2 separate regions of the Homo sapiens genome follow, and region 2 is linked to region 1. The links are chromatin loops, found by intact Hi-C in ENCODE. Cell type or tissue: heart left ventricle. All regions are shown on one strand. Each heading gives the region's core, and the rest is flanking DNA. Links, peaks and the distances in the headings are about the cores only.

Region 1 (2,919 bases), core at 203-2,702:
GCTCGAACTCCTAACCTCAGGTGATCTGCTTGCCTTGGCTTCCCAAAGTCCTGGGATTACAGGCGTGAGCCACTGCACCCGGCCCATTTAACGTAATTCTTAAAGGCCCTAGGATTTTCAGAATGGTCAATTAACAATGGCTTTAACTTAAAGTCACCAGCTTCATTAGGCCCTAACAAGAGAGTCATCCTCTCCTTTGAAGATTTGAAGCCAGGTATTGACTTCTCCTCTCTAGCTATGAAAAACTCTACTGGCCCCCAGAGGATGAAGGGCCTAATGTGGCATCCAAGATGGCATCTTCTTCCAAAAGAAGGCTATTTCATCTACATTGAAAATCTGTTGTTTCGTGTAGCCACTTTCATCAATGATCTTAGCATGATCTTCTGGATACCTCACTGCAGCTTCTCCATCAGCACTTGCTGCTTCACCTTGCGCTTTTACATTACGGAGGTGGCTTACTTTCTTAAACCTCATGAACCAACCTCTGCTGGCTTCTGACTTTTCTTCTGCAGCTTTCTTACCTTTCTCAGCCTTCATAGAACTGAAGAGAGTTAAGGTCTTGCTCTGGATTAGGTTTTGGCTCAAAGGAATGTTGTGGCTGGTTTGATCTTCTATCCAGACCTTTCAGACATTTTCCATATTAGTAATAAGGCTGTTTCTCTTTCTTATCATTTGTGTGTTCACTGGAGCACTGTGTTTACTTTTTTTAAAGAAATTTTCTTTGCGTTCATAACTTGGCTGTTTTCTGCAAGCAGCTTAGCTTTTAGCCTGTCTCAGCTTTCGACATGCCTTCCTTGCTAAGCTTAATCATTTCTAACTTTTGATTTCCAGTGAGAGATGTGTGACTTTTCCTTTTACTTGAACACTTACAGGCCATTGTAAGGTTATTAATTGGCCTAATTTCAATATATTGTGTCTCAAGGAATAGGGAAGCCCAAGGAGAGGAGGAGATAGTGGGACAGACAGTGAGTGGAACAATCAGACCACAAACAGCAGTTATCAATTAAGTTCATCATCTTATATGGGCATGGTTCATGGTGCCCCAAAACAGTTACAATTTTAATATCAAACATCACTGATCCCAGATCATCATAAGAAGTATAATAATAATGAAAAATTTTAAATATTGCAAGGATTACCAAGATGTGATACAGAGACATGAAGTGAGCACATGGTACTGCAATAATGGCACTGATAGACTTGTTCAATGCAGGGTCGCTACAAACCTTCAATTTGTAAAAATCGCAACGTCTGTGAAACACAATAAAGCCAAGCACAAGCAAGTGGAGTATGCCTGTAAGAAACATAAAATATGAAAAATCAGCAGTGTGAGGCATTAAGCAGTTCCCAGGTTGCTTGGCACTTATGAAAGTCTCTTAGAATTTGGAGGAGAGAGGGTTAGCTGGAAGACTTGAAAGATTCAAGGTTTGAGCCAGACCCTGAAGGATGAGCTGAGACAATCATCTTAGGTTAAGTAATGATCTCAAAAGTATAAAAATTGCTATTACTATTATCTTTTTCTGTTTTCCTATTTCTTCAGACTTTGCTGCCCCCAGAGGATGAAGGGCCTAATGTAAAGGAGAACAGGAGGCCTGATTTTGGCATTACCTCAAAGATTTGTCACCCCTGGCTGATCTCTGCAAAGGCGGAGGCGTTAACAGCAACATAGGAGCTTCCTGCTGTAGACTGTTCTGGTATTGTGGGATATTATTGTCCTCAAAAGCTGGGTGTGTGGGCCATGCTGATAAGGTCATCGGCATTAGTCTAAGGGCCATGTGTTCTTCAAAACTTTCCACTGACTCTTAGGCCCAGCAAGGTCCAGAAGTAGAAGACAGAGATTTATGCTGTTTGGAGTCTTGATTGCTTGGCAAGTATTAATACAATTCTGGGGCACTTAACGGTTGGTTAGTGTAGTAAATTTTGCTTAACACTAGCTTTTCTGCATCTCAGAGCTACTTTAAGTTGTCTGGCAATGTTCCCAAATAAGGGTAACCCCGTCTGGAGAAGCCTAGGCCTTTTCCTTCCTTTTGTTATTTTTTTTTTCAAGTGCTGCAACCAGCAGTCGCTACTCCTTCCTGTCCTCCCCCTAGAGTTGCTGACTGCTCTCCAGTGACATGTATTTGGAAACTTTTTAAGATACTAGAAAATCAACTTAGAAACTTTCTTTTTCTTTTTCTTCTTCTTCTTCTTTTTCTTTTTTCTTTTTTTTTTTTTAGACCAATGGGAATATTGTGTGTTGTGGATGGAAAGATTTGAATACTACTATGTTTTCACATTGAGTTCAATGTAACAAGGCCATTTCCGTGTCTTGGCACACAGCCTGAGTTAACTTTGCTTTGCTGGATGTGGATACAATGAATTCTGTTTGAACAAGAAATCATGTGTAACAAATGCTTTTGCAAAATCATGTCGTCATTAAAGCAGTTACTTTAATAAAGATGGGCTTCACAAGGGGTTTCCGGTACAACAGCTGCAGTTAAATATCTATACACTGTTAACATATTTTTTAAAATAAGCTTTTAATTATAGAATAGTTTTCAATTTACAGAAAAGTTATGAAGATAGTACAGAAAGTTACCAGGTACTCTCTACCCAGTTCCCTGATTATTAACATCTTACATTAGTGTGGTACATTTGATACAATAAATGAACCAATATTGATACCTTAATATCAACTAAAGTCCATACTTTATTCAGATTTCTTTAGTTTTTACCCAATGTTCTTTTCTGTTCCAAGATTCCAAATTACATTTAATCTTCATGACTCCTTAGGCTCCTCTTGGCTGTGAGAATTTCTCAGACTTTTTATTTTTGATGACCGTAGCAGTTTTGAGAAATACTGGTCAGAAATTTTTGTATAATGTCCTTCAATTGGGATTTGTCTGATATCTTTCTCATGATTAGGCTCGAGTTATGCAC
Region 2 (2,919 bases), core at 217-2,716, 51 kb after region 1:
GCACGATTTATCAATGATATGGCCAAAAATTTAGAAAGCATGCTTAGCAGATTTGCTAACAATACGTAGCTTTTAGTGAGACTGCAATGTATTACATAAAAGGATCAAGTATCATCAGGCTGGAAAAATGAGCTGAAACCATAGGTTGACATTTAATTGATACACACAAGGTGAGATTCCTGACTTGGAGGTAGTTCATGGGAAGATCTGTAGGTTTTACTAGACCCGTAGCCCTCAGTATGAGTATCTAAAATGATGAGTCATATTTAAACAGTGTTAATGTTTAGTTTCCAGGTGAAGGGCTATAATAACTTCACTGTATCTGCTATATTCAGTTCAGAGCAATGTATTTTGAGAAGGACATTACAAACTGAAGGGCATCTAGTGGAGGGTAATTAGGGTGACATAAAATCTGAAAATCGTGATATGTAAAGAATGGTAAATGGAACTGGAGCTATTTAGCCTGGAGAATAGGGGACTTGAGGATGGGGTTTATATACTGGCAACCCATGAGGACTTGAAAAACAAATTTTTAATGAAGTAAACAAATTCTAATTTGCTTTGTAGCTTCGAGCTGGGATCAGAGAGTGGAAGTTAGAATGAAACAGAACTTAGGTCAAGATAGATTGCTAACAGTTAGACATGTCTGGCAATGGCTTAGACTACCTGGATATGCACTTCTGTCCCATCAGTGGAGAATTTTACTGCAGAGGGTAAATACCCATCTTTTAAACAGGATTACCACTTGGAAGGAGTTGGACTAAGTTAGAGGTTCACAAGGGAGAACTTTGGCTGTACATTAGAATCACCCGGCTGGGGGTAGAGGTGTTAAAAGTGAACAGTGCCTGGGCCCCATGCTAGAAATTCTGATGTAATTGTCCCAGGTGAGACTACAGAAAGTCCCCAGGGAACTCTGGAGTGTGTGAACTCTAAGGATCCTTTCAACTTTGAGATTTTTTTTTGGTTTGAAAAAGAGAAATCATGTTCATGGGGGGTATTTTAGAAGTCAGCATGGTGGAAAACCTGAAGATGACAGTGAAGTCAGGCACAAAACTGAACTCAGGGGAGTAAAGAGAATTGCTTAAGAGAGACTAAAAGTGCCAGAGTTTACCAGGAGACAGAGAAGCTTAGAGGAGAGGGTGCCTTGCATAGTTAAAAAAAAACATCAAAAGAAGTGAGAGTGGGAATGGTATTAGGAGAAGAGAGCGTGGCTGAAGAAGATGGGAGTGTCCATCAGACAACCCACCCTGCTTTGCCTGGGACTGAGAGGTTTCTTGGGATACAGCACTTTCAGTGTTAAAACCAGGACAATCCCAGGCAAACTGGGATGGTTGGTCACCCGAGTGCCCCATAAGACCCTGTCAAAAGACAAAATTACAACAAATTTAGTTTAAAGATCTCAATAGGCTTTATTGCAATTTTAGAATTAGGCAACACTTCATTCCATAAAACAGAGTAAGTGTTCCAATGAGTTGACCAGAGGCAGCAGGCTTTCTAGACAGAGAAAGGGCTGAAGAAAGCAGAAACAAAGAACAAAAAGTAGATTGGACATTTCAAAGTTACTTTCATTGTGGGCATAGGGAGATAGAAAGATGGAAAGATAACTGATTGGTTAACATCGGGTTACTCTGTTGTAAGAATTAAAACAGAGGGAACTGCATGATTGCCAGTTGAAGACTGAAACTGGCCTGTTGGGAAATTAGGCTGTTGCCTCTCTCTCCTGATTTCATGGAAGACCAGATAACAAACTCAAGGTTTGGAGAAGCAGAACCTTAGATAAGGGACTCTATTTTGGTTTTTAGGCTGGTCTGTTGGGGCCTAGTGCAGGGGTTTAGTCCAAAACAGTGGCCTCCTATAATTTTTGTTGAACACCCATAAATGAAGGCAGCACGGGAAAGCATTTGTTATCCTAGTCACTCTTCCTGCAGAGTAAAGATGTGCTCTGCATTCATCTGAATTCATGGCTTTGGTGTGCGTAACTGCAAAAGCTGAAATGTCATGTTCACTCTGGCCACGTATTCCACTCATAGTACCATACTTGTGTGTCCAGCATCTTGCCAGGGTGCTGGTCTTGGGCTTACTATGCTTTCTTTGGGGTGCCTTGGGATTCCTTACGTCATTGCTTCCTCCCAACACCAGCTGAAACCTCCTGAAGTGATTTTGAAGCTTGTTTCTTTGAATAGCTTCTTAGCAATTTCCTCACTGCTATTTCAGTTCCCCTCCCACCATTGTGTGAAACAGTGCCAAAGAATTTCATTAAACTGGCTGACTTCAAGGATGGTGAACTAGGACTGCTTCTAAAAAGCAGGCTGATAGTAACTGAGGGAATTGCCTAATAAGGAATAGACGGGAGGCATGCTGCCCCTACATAATCTCTTCCTTATAAAGAGAGAAGTATGGATGGGATATGTTGAGTTGTTTATAAAAAATAATGAAGGGAAAATCCCCCTAAAATTATGGGGAAAAGGCCCCTGGTTGGGCTTTAAGTATAGAGAATAACTTGGGTAGTCTTCACCCACTGTATCCCTAAAAGGCCTCACAATTGCTCTTCAGTCTCTTTCTCCCCTTCTCATCCGCCATTAATTAGGAGGTTACTTATGTGTGTTATGAATTAAAGCAGTGGTTCTCAAAGTGTAGTCCCTGGACCTGCAGCAGAGCATCACCTAGCAACTTGTTAGAAATGCATATGCCCTGGCCTCACCTCAGACTTACTGAATCAGAAACTCTGAGGATGGGGTCAAGCAGTTGTAATAAGCCTTCCAGGTGATTCTGATGCAGGTTTATGGTTAAGAATTGGATTAGAGAAACTATGTTTTTAGAAGGTTCTTTAAAGGAGAAGTCCAGGGCCTACCCTCTGACATGGGGCTGAACAGGAAAGCAGCAAGCAGAAGAAACCAGAACTAACCACTGAGCCACGGT

Evidence for each region. Hi-C counts contacts between places; a loop is a spot of excess contacts. Peaks named below come from ENCODE experiments on the same cell type or tissue, not always from the same donor. Only the 100,000 strongest peaks of a DNase experiment are listed, where the experiment ranks them.
Region 2: it touches region 1 in a loop (2.4-fold over the local background); 11 of 110 quality-filtered maps call a loop at or near these places.

What each region holds. Positions count from the first base shown.
Region 1 is chr10:95,740,341-95,743,259 of GRCh38, forward strand. It overlaps a transcript of ENTPD1 not described here. Among named protein-coding and RNA genes, the nearest start is that of ENTPD1, 14 kb to the right of the region's middle. RefSeq lists enhancers at 1,718-1,807, 1,818-1,877. In heart left ventricle, for the core only: a CTCF peak has its summit at 1,547; no DNase peak of the experiment used is centred there; H3K27ac peaks cover 1,746 bases.
Region 2 is chr10:95,790,918-95,793,836 of GRCh38, forward strand. All of the region lies in intron 1 of ENTPD1 (ectonucleoside triphosphate diphosphohydrolase 1), which reads left to right. All of the region lies in intron 4 of ENTPD1-AS1 (ENTPD1 antisense RNA 1), which reads right to left. Among named protein-coding and RNA genes, the nearest start is that of ENTPD1, 36 kb to the left of the region's middle. RefSeq lists an enhancer at 764-1,063. In heart left ventricle, for the core only: no CTCF peak of the experiment used is centred there; no DNase peak of the experiment used is centred there; H3K27ac peaks cover 2,020 bases.